4 separate regions of the Homo sapiens genome follow, and all the other regions are linked to region 2. Evidence: chromatin contacts called from ENCODE Hi-C data. All regions are on one chromosome and are shown on one strand. Each heading gives the region's core, a stretch centred on a gene start or an enhancer-like site at or near the end of the contact. The rest is flanking DNA. Distances are from core to core; before and after follow the strand shown.

The links. Hi-C counts contacts between places; a loop is a spot of excess contacts on that map. Pooled maps may share reads with other maps.
Region 1: a loop to region 2 is called in a map of CD8-positive, alpha-beta T cell, with 26 times the contacts of the local background. The contact joins the promoter of ZBTB21 here to the promoter of RSPH1-DT in region 2. A Hi-C loop is called at or near these places in 5 of 168 maps with a recorded cell type or tissue (CD4-positive, alpha-beta memory T cell, CD8-positive, alpha-beta T cell, K562 and 2 more), 1 of 37 single-sample maps with no recorded cell type and 18 of 50 pooled maps.
Region 3: a loop to region 2 is called in a map of CD8-positive, alpha-beta T cell, with 31 times the contacts of the local background. The contact joins the promoter of PKNOX1 here to the promoter of RSPH1-DT in region 2. A Hi-C loop is called at or near these places in 4 of 168 maps with a recorded cell type or tissue (CD4-positive, alpha-beta memory T cell, CD8-positive, alpha-beta T cell and ascending aorta), 4 of 37 single-sample maps with no recorded cell type and 17 of 50 pooled maps.
Region 4: a loop to region 2 is called in a pooled map, with 7 times the contacts of the local background. The contact joins the enhancer-like site here to the promoter of RSPH1-DT in region 2. A Hi-C loop is called at or near these places in 9 of 50 pooled maps.

Annotation. Positions count from the first base shown.
Region 1 is chr21:42,009,110-42,011,852 of GRCh38, reverse strand. It overlaps ZBTB21 (zinc finger and BTB domain containing 21), which reads left to right and starts at 1,493. Exons shown (of 3, transcript NM_001098402.2): 1 at 1,493-1,601. It overlaps ZNF295-AS1 (ZNF295 antisense RNA 1), which reads right to left and starts at 2,659. Exons shown (of 2, transcript NR_119384.1): 1 at 2,269-2,659. RefSeq lists silencers at 681-1,420, 1,861-2,170, 2,211-2,320.
Region 2 is chr21:42,495,125-42,497,824 of GRCh38, reverse strand. It overlaps RSPH1-DT (RSPH1 divergent transcript), which reads right to left and starts at 1,286. Exons shown (of 3, transcript NR_135518.1): 1 at 1,160-1,286; 2 at 892-1,002; 3 at 382-592. It overlaps RSPH1 (radial spoke head component 1), which reads left to right and starts at 1,601. Exons shown (of 9, transcript NM_080860.4): 1 at 1,601-1,692. The coding sequence starts at 1,639. RefSeq lists silencers at 1,255-1,494, 1,525-1,644.
Region 3 is chr21:42,973,250-42,975,949 of GRCh38, reverse strand. It overlaps PKNOX1 (PBX/knotted 1 homeobox 1), which reads right to left and starts at 1,388. Exons shown (of 11, transcript NM_004571.5): 1 at 1,286-1,388. RefSeq lists an enhancer at 1-589 and silencers at 551-750, 891-1,210, 1,341-1,730, 2,041-2,200.
Region 4 is chr21:42,187,012-42,189,812 of GRCh38, reverse strand. No RefSeq gene overlaps it. Among named protein-coding and RNA genes, the nearest start is that of ABCG1, 31 kb to the left of the region's middle. RefSeq lists enhancers at 1,177-1,336, 1,477-1,716. Within about 2 kb of position 1,377, at least 19 of the 41 ENCODE cell types and tissues checked have a DNase peak (open chromatin) inside an H3K27ac peak, as active enhancers do.

The DNA of each region.
Region 1 (2,743 bases), core at 244-2,743, 490 kb after region 2:
ATGCACCTATAGTCCCAGCTACTGCCGAGGCTGAGACGGGAGGATGGCTTGAGCCAGGGAGTGGAGGCTGCAGTGAGCTGAGATCATGCCACTGCACTCCAGCCTGGGACTGACAGAGACTCCATCTCAGGAAAAAAAAAAAAAAATTTAAAGTGTTTTAAAGTTGTAGGAGAAAATTTTTAGGTGCAAGATTCTTTATGTAAGACTAAGAGTCCTCTTAAAATTAGTCAAACTAATAATCTACAACAGAGCTGTTAATTTGGCAACAAATTTTTAATTTGTATCAATCTAATGTCTGTCTTTCACATACTTCCAAACATTACATAAATTATTTTACCTAGTGCATACAACTTTCAAAAACTGTATTTGGCAATTAACAGACCCCTGACAATTATTAACAGGGGTTTTACATCCCGGAGTTTGAGTGTCTGCGGGAGAACCGTCCCTGCAGGAGGCACTCCCCCTCCACCTGCGACCCGGGCTGGGAGAACGCGCGGAGGGCTCCCTTGAGCGGTCTCCGCCAGCGAGGCTTTCCTCCCGGTCGGTGTTGACAGTGTGGCATTTCTGTTATCTAATTTCTGGTTTTGACTGAAAGCGAAGTGAGTTTTCTCATCAGTGGAGTTGTAATATTTCTGCAAAAAAAAAAAAGATCACAGCCCTCCGATGAGCCGGGCACTATGCGAAGTCTCCGGCTGCCTGCGGGCCGCTGTGGACGCCCCGGCGGGGGTCAGGACCGACCCCCATCTGCGCGGCGAACGAGCCCGGACGCCCTGGCCGCGGCCGCCGGGTCCCCGCCCAGGGGCCAGGTGGCCAGGTTGCGTCGGGAGGAGGAAATGGAAGCGCTCTGAGCGACTAGCGAGCGGCAGGAGCCGCCTCCCGCGGGCTTTCCTCGCGGGCCGGGAGCGTCTGCCGCCGACCCGAGGACCGCAGGGCCCCGCTCGCCGCCCGCGCCCGTCAGAAAGCCGCGCGTCGCTCCCGTCGCTGTCGGGGTCGTCGGCTCGGGGAGTCGCCCGCCGTCCACCGGTGAACGGGAGCGCGTCCTCCCCTCCGAGGGACTAAGCGCTCGCGCCACGCATCCCGCCGCGCCGGAAGCGGGGACTACTGGCGGCCCAGCTGGGCAGGACCGCGGCCGAATGACCCGGGGCGACCCCGCAGCAAGGGCGCCTCCGGCAGGCGGCAAAGTCCCCTGAGAATCGGCGCGCTCCTCGCCGCGACGGACTCCACCCGGCCGGGGCGCTCAGCCTCCTCGCCGTGGCCCCCAGCCCGGCCGCCTCCCCTAACGGCCGCCGCAGGCTCCCCTCATGGACCGAGAGCGCGGGCTTGCAGCGCGGCAGCGTCCGTTCGGCGCGCGGCTCCGGGCAGGCCCGCCCTCCCCCGTCCCCCTGCGCCGCGAGGCCCCCCCCCCGCCCCGCCCTCCGGCGCCCGGCGCCCAATCAGAGTGCCGCGCACGTGACGAGCGATGCCTGCGATGACCTCATCCCTGGTGTGGGATGACGTCAAATTCAAGATGGATGGAATCACAGCGGCAGCGGCGGCTGCGGCGCGCGCGAGCCGAGTGTGAGCGGAAAGGGGCCCGGCGTCTGCCTCGAGACTGAAGACCGGTGAGTAACTGTCACGCCCCTAGCTCTAGGAGAACTGCGGGGCTCCTTGGGAGGCTACAGCCTCCCCGCAAAACGCGGCCTTTCCTGACGTAACTCTGAGGTGATTTCTCTCCTCTTTTTTCTCCACCAGCGGGTTGCGGGCTCCGAGCGCTTCTGCGCGTGCGCGGGACCTGGGCGCTCACCGAGCATGTCCCGGGTTCCCACGTAGCCGATTGTACCTTCACACTGCGCACGCTCCCTGCCAGCACTTGGCCTCGCCCTCGCGAATGCGCATGCTCCATTCCCTCACGGGCTTCACTCTTCACCCTGGCCGAGCTGCCCCTGGGGTAGGGGACACGCCTGGCCCAGGCGCGCGCCCCTCGCGCGGAGCGGTTGAAACGCCTCGTGGAGAAGGGCGCGTTCTCCTGTTCCGGGCAGGGGTTGGGGGCCGGCGGCCCGGGCCGCGGGGTGTGCGCGGAAGCTGGCCGGCGGCCTTGGGGACCCCGCACCTGCCGCGACCCGCCGCTCCCTTCACGGTCCGGGACCTAGCCCCGCCGCCCCGTCCTCGGCCCGGTGGCCGGAGCGTGACCGCTCGGTGCCCGCTGGACGCTCCCTCCCCGCCCCCGGCCCCTCCCGCGGACGCCTGGACCTCACAGCGCGTTTTTTTTCCTCCAGAGCCCCCGCAGACCTTGTCTGGGACTTCCCGGCGGTCCCGCAGAGCATAGCACCCTCCGCCGGCCAGGAGCCCTGCTGCTCGGCCGGCGACCGTCTCCCCGCTTGGAGGAGCCCCCTTCCCCCCGTCCGAGGTCCGCGGCTGGAGGGGCAGGGAGTCAAGACGCCACCCGTGCCGGCCTTAGAGACGCCCGCGGCAGCCCCGCCACATCTCTTCCCGGCTTTTCGGGAACACGCCCCGTAGTCCATCCTCAGCGGCTCCTGCTTTTCCATCCCAGCACACCGCTGGGGGCTCGCACTCTGCCCCCGGTTGCTATGCGGTCCCAGCCACGAGGGCTCTGCGGTTCGGGAGAATTCCGCAAGAGCGCGCGTTCGGAGGCGGGGTGTTTTTAGACAGGTGCCCCGGTGGGATTGCCTGACCGAGAGGACGGGGAAAGTTAGACTTCACACGGCCTGGGGTTTTTCCTTTCGTGCAAGCGCTCACAGCCCTG
Region 2 (2,700 bases), core at 37-2,536:
AATAAGATAACTCATAAAATTCTTAAAACAGTGCCCACACACAGTGTCAGAACTTAGTAAACACTGGTTACTGTCATTGTTAGGACAAATTTGAAAGCTAAATTTCTGACATTTTAAATGTAAAAAACGAGTATTTATTTGCATATACTTATGTTACCATTCTAGATTTCTAACATTTAAAATGCTTCTGGCATTTTATTATAAAAATAGGACATGCTTAATTGTAGTAACTGGGTAACTGCCAATATGTAGAGAAGAAAATAATAATCATCTGTTATCCCTAACTCCCCACTTTTCCCCATAAGAAAAGCTGTTAAATTTTGGTGTTTACAACATTTTTATCTTTGCATCTAAAAAACGACATAATTTTGGAATCTCGTGTGTTGTTGTAACTTGTGTATTTATTCAGTAAGTAATATATTTGGGCCTGATGATGGGTTATGGTTGTAACCTTTCATATTAGCATTGGGAAGAATCTCTAGGGGATGTGTGCTCTGGAAGATCAGCAGCTTATTCACCGCGTGGATTTGGCTTCTGGGATTCTCCCATCAAGACCAAATCCTATAGTTATTCAGTCACTCCTCCCCAGCTCCTGCAGCAACAACAAATAACACAGCTTTGCAGTCTGGGATGATGGCAGAGGAAATGGGAGATGTGAGGGGCCTTCGGCAGGCGGAGTGCGTCAGGTAAAGCAGATTTCCAAGCCTGCACGTGTACATGCGTGTGCGTCTGTGATTGTGTGGGTGTGTGACAGTGTAGGGGAGCCAGGAGCGAGAGGAGAGGACGGCGATCGTAGGGGACACCTGAGAGTCAGAGGCCCGAGGGGGCTGGGACTCATGTCGAGGTCGGGGAAGGATGTAAAACCCGGACGGACATCACTGTAGGCCGCACCTGCTGAGAGGCCAGAGCTGCCTCCTTGAGAGTGAAGTTGTTTACAGACAAGAGAAGAGATCTTGGCGGACACATCACAGCTAGCCGCGAATCCCGAAGGGTCAGCAGAGCCTAGAAAGGTAAGTGGGGGTGGGCAGCATCCCCGGAGGGGCCTGCGAGGCCTGGGGGCGGAAGGGAGCGGGCAGTGCCCGCACTGGGCAGGGGTGAAACCCTCTCGAGAGTTGGCCCGGACGCGTTTCCCGCGTCCTTCCTCTTGAGGGCCCAGTACCCAGGTGGCTCCTCGTTGTGGCGTCACAGAACAGCCGACAAAAGTGATGGATTTCAGGGGCCAGCGACGGCGAGGTCCAGGTCAGAGAGCCGGTGGGCAGCCAGGCACAGAACCCGCTCAGGCCCTGCCCAGTCCCCGCCCCCTCGCTTCCCGAGCAGTGATTGGCCGAAGCGGCCCCTCGTTGCTATGACGGCACCAGAGTGCTGCCACTGGCTCCACCTCGTCCCTTCCGCCCCGCCCCTCCGTATTCCCGGGCGGTGATTGGTCGAGGTGCCCTTCCCGTTGCTATGACAGTACGCAAAGGCTGCCAGTGGCTCCTCCCGCTTCGTCCGCGTCGCCTGTCCCCGCTCCCCATCTTCCGGGCTGGGAGGGAGGCGGGACCGGCCGCGTCTCCATGGCGACGCGGGACGCGGCGGTGGAGGCGGTTGCTACCCACCTGCTAGAGGCGCTGCGGCTGTGATCCAGGCTGGGGCGAGACCATGTCGGACCTGGGCTCGGAGGAGTTGGAGGAGGAGGGAGAGAATGATATTGGGGTGAGAGCTCCTGGTGAGAAAGGGCTTCCCAGGGTGCGCAGCGGCGGGGGAACCTCGAGGTTGGGTTTGGAGAGTGAGGAGGCGCAGAAACCAGAGGTCTGAGCCACAGCTCCCCAGGATCCCCGGCAGGGACGAAGGCCACGCCAGACACACCTGCGTGCGTCCTGGAAGTTGATGGTGAAAAGTGAAACGCTGTGACGTCTGGTTACCACATGCCGCCTCGTTCTTCCCCCACCCCCATCCTGCCTCCCATTAAAGGCAAAGATTTCCCAGCGGAAGGCTTTGGAAGTTTCCTCCTCCCTGTGTTAATTCCCATCGAGGCAGTTTTCTCGGATGAGCAGATCATCCCACGCTGCCATACTGCCCTTGAATAAGTCATTTCTGTAGCTGAGATTTGCTCCCCCGGCATTTAGATGCATGGAGGATAGTTGCTTCCTGGCAGCCTCCAAGAAATGCTGAGGAGGCCCTGGGCTCAGGAGAGGGTTCCTGAAGATATTACCTTATAGGCGTATCCTCACATGTGCTTTCTTCAGTCCCCATCTGAACTGACCCAGGTCTTTGGAGTTATTTCCTGAGTTAGGCAGCAGAGAGGAGAAAGAGGGCACATCCAGCCTGTGAGCTGGGTTCTGTGTGGGAATATTTCTATCACCCAGAGAGTAGTTCCTCCCTACTCCAGAGAGTGACCTCTCCATGGCTGACAGATAGGGAACCTCAGCCACTATGGTCTGCATGCACAGTACAGAGTTGAGGTACTTTCAGAATTAACTGAAAAATCTAGCGACTCTGCAGTGGTGCTGTCAGTGCCTGCCCAGACCTTTTTGCTAGCTCTGGGCACTCATCTCCCAGCTTCCGCCTGATTTGCTACTCAAGCTATCACCTCTGTGCGCTGGAACTACCTGCCCAGTATGGAGAGCCAGAAGTGCCTGAAATTCACATCCGGCCAGACAGCCAGTAGCTAGTGCAAGAAGCAGGACAAAGTCTGCAGTGCGATTGATGCCCCCAGAGTCC
Region 3 (2,700 bases), core at 139-2,638, 480 kb before region 2:
TTCACCTCGATTCTTCCTTATGTTTAGAGAAAGCCTATTTTTCAGTATGCCAGGAAAAATCATGAAAGTAGACCTAACTAAAGCTGGGGGTTTCTTTCATCCTGAAGAGGAACCACTTCCTAAGGAAAAATCATCTACTGTTTTAAAAAGCAAACTCTCGTAGAGTTGGAAGAGAACCCCACACACAGGTGGAACACCCCCCAGGGCTGCGGCCCCGCCGTGGCGCTCAGCCTGGCCTGCCCTGGGCCCGACCTCAGGACGCCGCCATTCCCGGACCCTCGGGCCTCCCGTCAGGAATCCGCCATCGGAACGGAGGCCCTAACTGGTCCCGTCGCAGAGCCACTGTCCAAATAAGGCATTTCGAGAGCCACGAGGATGACATAAAGCAGACTCCGCGTTTCTTCATTTTTCGTTAAGTGACACGATTTCCCTCACAAGGAAGGTGCAAACCCACAGGGCGCCCAGACCCTGCCCGGCACTTCCTGTCATCCATTACCACGACCCGTGTGACAGAAGCGGCTCTTCCCACCAATTCCCGGGACGCCGGAACCGCTTCCCCAGCACCCGGCCCCAAACACTGCCGTCAGCGAGCGGCCCTGGGCTGCTCCCGCGCCGGCGCCCGGCTGAGGGCCACGAGCCCCATCACGCCCACCGCCCCCAGGACCCCGACCCACCCGCTCGCCACGGCCGAGGCCGGGGCCGGGGTCGCGGCCGCCATCTTCCCGCCTGCGCCGCCGCGCGCCCCGCACCCTCCGAGCAGCCCCGCCGGCCCTGAGGACTCCGCGAGGCCGCGGACCCGACCGGCCCCACGCGCGCCGCCCGCCCCGGCCCCGCCCCGCCGCGCGCCCCCGACCCTCACGCCCGCCGCCCCGCCCGCGCCGGGCTCCGCGCGCCCCCGCCCCGCGCCGGGGCGCGCGCCGCACTCCGAAAGGGACGGTTAGGAGCGCGCGCTTCGATCAGGCCCAGCGCGGCGGCGGCGGCGCCTTCCAGAAATTTCCGCGTCCCTCAACCCACACTAAGAAACCAACTGGGCGCGCCCCCGCGCCGGTTGGGCTGAAGGCGCCCCCTCCCCCGCGGGTGCCCGCTCCCCTCCCCCACCCGCGCCCCCTCCCCGCCCCCTGCCCCGGGCGGCGGGTCAAATGCGGGCCCTCGAGGGCAGCGCCGGCCCTCCAGACCCGGGCGGCAGCGGCGGCGGCGGGCGGCGGCCGCGGGCCGGTGTGATTGATAGGGACGGCGGCGGCGAGAGCGGCGGCGGCGGCGGCGGAGCGGTTGAGTGACAGCTTACCTGGGTGCCAATCTTCATCACACTGACAAGCGGCTGCAGCAATCGGGACCCGCAGTGCCGCGCCCGCGTCCAACCGTCACGCCGACGCTGGGCCACGCGACACAGCCTCGCTCAATGGGAGGAGGGCGACGCCGACGCGCGCCGCATCAATATTCAGAGAGGGGGCGGGGCCTGCCGGAGACGGGCCCCGCCCCTCCCTGCGCGGCGGCGGGCGCGGGGCGGGGCCTGATCGCTGGGGGAGGAGAGCGAGGGCGGGAACCGGGCGGTGGCCGGCCCCGCCTCCAGCCCCGCCCGCACCCGGAGCTAGGCCGTGCCCCCAACCGGCCGCGCCCGAGCGCGAGGAGCTGTCTGCCCCGCCCCGAAGGCAGAGCCTCCCGCCTTATGACTATGCAGTAGGGGCGTGGCCTCAGCGCACGTCTTGCCCCCTCCGCGCCCTCGGTTGCCGCCCAGGAGAGGTGTGTGTAGCCGGGCGAAACCATTTGCCTCGAGCAGGCGGGGAGGGAGGGCTGTACCATCCGTAACCCCACCGCCGGGCGTCCCGTAGCCGAAGGCCTCCGTTCTGTGTGTGCCCGGTTTGAATGTAAGCCCGTGGGAGCCTCGCAGCCTTCCTCCCCAGGCTCTGGAGCCCGGGTGGGCCCGTCCTGGGCGGCACAGTGGATGCTCACGTGCCTCCCCCCCTGCGGCAGCGCGAGTGCTTAGCACCTGAGGCTTTACCCTGGGGGCTGTCTTCCCTCTGTGAGGACCCCAGCAAGGACTCATGATGTCCACAGGTGCTTAGGGGTGGCCTCTGGGCTACTTGGCCTCGCTTGACCACACCTTCCGGCCCAGGTGAGCCTTGCGGGTCTAGGTGACCAATGCGGCCTCCAGGTAAAGGGCACCTGCCTTAGGGGACGCCCACAAGTGTCTGCATTTCAAACTGCTTTGAAAGACCACCCTAACCGACCACTGCCACAATGTACCCACAAGTGCAGATGGTGGCTTTGGTCTCCAAGATGTAAGGAAAGGGCGACACATTCCCCACTGCGTAGGAAAGCACACGGTTTGCCTGACTGGCCTTCAATACTGCAGAAACATCCATTTATGCAGTGGCCCACCGAAGGCCATCAGTGCCTTGAGTCCATACACAGCGCGGGAAGGGCAGCTCTGTGGGCCCCCACTCCTCCCGGAAGGCAGACAGGCCCAGGACTGGAGCTGATTGCTAGAGGGAGCCTGGGGGTAGGTCTAGGCATGAACAGCTCGGAGGACATCCCTCCTGTGTCTTCAGAGCTCCACACCGCCAGGAGGTCTTGGCCAAGTGCTGTGCAGCTGCAGAGCCGCCTCTTTCAGAAAGATGGGAAGCAGCAGGGTGGGCAAGAGGGAGGCCCTGAGATACTTGCCCAAGGAGGGAAGTTCAAGGGGACAAAAAAAGCTCAGTA
Region 4 (2,801 bases), core at 128-2,627, 310 kb after region 2:
GCACATAAATCTAAAAATGTTCTATGCCAAATGGCATCTATGCAATGTCAGGGAAAAAGCAGGCAGTCATGTTCTGGGGAAAAGGTTTTGTTTTCTGTACACAAAATTAAGTCTAGTCTAGAGAGCTGAAATCACTAGTTTTAAAAAGTTGAATGTTTCCCACTTCCGTGTCCAGAAAAACTTAGCTACAAAGTATATTTACAGCCACTGTATATTGCACTTGAGTTGCTTCTGCAATTTTATGTTGCCATACTTCATAACTCTTCAAAGTTGTATAGACACTAATATATTTTGGGACATTAAATAATATATTGTCAACTGATTTACAACATAATTTAAAAGATGTATTATAACTGAAATGTAACAATTCAATCATTCTTTTCTTTTTTTTTTTGAGATGGAGTTTCACTCCTGTCACCCAGACTGGAGTGCAGTGGCACAATCTCAGCTCACTGCAACCTCCACCTACTGGGTTCAAGCAATTCTCCTGCCTCAGACTCCCAAGTGGCTGGAACTGCAGGTGTGCGCTGCCACGCCTGGCTGATTTTTTGTATTTTTAGCAGAGATGGGGTTCCGCCATATTGGCTAGGCTGGTCTCGAACTTCTAACCTCAGGTGATCCGCCCGCCTCAGCCTCCCAAAGTACTGGGATTACAGGCGTGAGCCACTGCGCCCAGCCCAATCATTGTCAATTTAAAGTGTTTTTCATTCATAACTGTCCCCTAAAATGATAGGTGTCAGTGAGTCTGGGAACTTCTCCATAAGCAGTTATTGAAGGGCAAACAAATGATTAAAGCTCTCAAGGGGAGTTTCCTGGGAATTCTAGGATAGCAGAGGATCTTGGCTGACTGCGATATTCGTGCCACCCCATTGCAAGAGTGTGCACCATGGCACAGCTCATATCAGAGGCTGAGACAGGGAACTGTTGTCCCGGAAGCATTCACAGGGCTTGCAACCTGCTTCCCAGCAGATGCAAGTGTTGGGCCTGGAGCTCGTGTGGGAAGGACTGACTTCTGAACCCACAAACATCAACTTTCCACTGAAATCCACTGCAAAATGTCCATGCCTCTTAAATTGAAAAAAAAATCTTTTTAGCAACATAACTGAGCTCAACCAATATGAAGCAACCATATGTAGGACATCTTTTTGAATGAAGGAAGGAATGAATCAATGATGAACAGATAGATAAAGAGATAGATAGATGATAGATACATAGATAGGTAGGCAGAGAGAGAGAGATGATAGATTTCTAAATGAGTAAATGCCTTGCCCAGCCCCCTTCTCCCTGGGCTATGTCTGACTTCCGCTCGTGGTTTCCATCTTAGCCCACAGCCAAAGCTCTTCCTGGTTGCTCAGTCTTAGAGCCAACTTCTTAACTACTGGCTGTCTCGCTGTTGCAGCCTAGGCTGTGTGACTTGATCACAGGAAATACACTGGTTTCTCTTTCTGGCTGAGTTGTTGCTAACACTCCTGCAGCCCTTCTCTAACTGCAGAAGAGAAGGAGACAGTCGGCGAGGCCTCCACAAACTAAAAGCCTAGCAGTTCCAGACTGTGGGTGGTGGACAGTTTCATACTTTCTCCCAAGCAGATGTCTGTAAACTGCTTCCATTATTATGAAAGCAGTAACTACCTGTTACCAAGTGACTGCCCCGCGCTCAGCACTTTACTCTCAGCGCAGCCTAGCACTGTGGGGATTATTTAGGGTGGCTTTGCCAGGACTGGGAAGGAGGGGAGAGGAGTTCCTGGAAAGTGGGAATTTCAGTGCTAAAACCAGGACAAGTTGGTCCCTCCAAAGTGATTCCCATTTTCCAGGTGAGGTAACTGAGGCACAGAGGAGCCCCTGGCTTGTCTAGGGCACACAGCCAGTGGGGCAGCTGACTTCTGACCTCGTTTACTCTGATTCTAGGGCCTGTGCTAGGAAGCATGGACTTCCTCCTGCATGTTCGTATCCACATAGAACGGTCCAGTTGTCTTTCTCAATGGTCCAGACACAAGCTTTCGGGCCCTGGGTGAACCCTGAAAGACATAAGGAATAGACATGAGCTGCAGCGTTCAGCCCCCCTGTGGGGTACCCACCTGCCCCTGCTGGGGTACATACAATCTGAGTCAGCTGCCCCCACCAAAGGATGCCTCCCAATCTCCCCCAGCTCTCACCTCTACACCAGGCCTCCCCTCCATGAGCACGACCCTCACCCTGCTCAAACTCCTGCACCTCCTCTGACTCAGGGTACTGCCCTGTCCATGCCAGAATAGAACCCTATCCTGCTCAGCCCACCTCATGACTTTAGGACCAAATTATTCAGAAAACAAAAAGAAGCGGAAGATCTCTTTCGAAAAAATAGGATAAATTATAACAAAATAAAGATATATGAAACAATGCTTCTAGCCTTTTTCACTCCCAATGCACGTATCAGATACTTAAAAATTGGGTGTATTTCTGCTATGGACTCCCAAAATCCACGTGCTGAACCCCTGATTTCCAATGTGGTGGTATTTGGAGGTGCTGCATTGGGGAGGAGATAAGGTCACGAGGGTGGGGCTCTCATGTTTGGATTGGTGCCCTATACAAAGAGAGAGACACCAGCATGTTCATGCTCTCTCAACCCTAACCATGGGAGACACAGCAAGAAGTCTTCTGTTGGCCAGTCACGAAGAGGGCCCCCACCAGACCCTGACCCTGCCACCACCCTGATCTCACACTTCCCAGGCTCTGGAACTGGGAGCCTGTTGCTTTTGAGCCACCCAGTCCCCATGGCGGCCTAAGCTGACTGAGACAGAAAGTGGCCCTGAGGAGTGGGATGC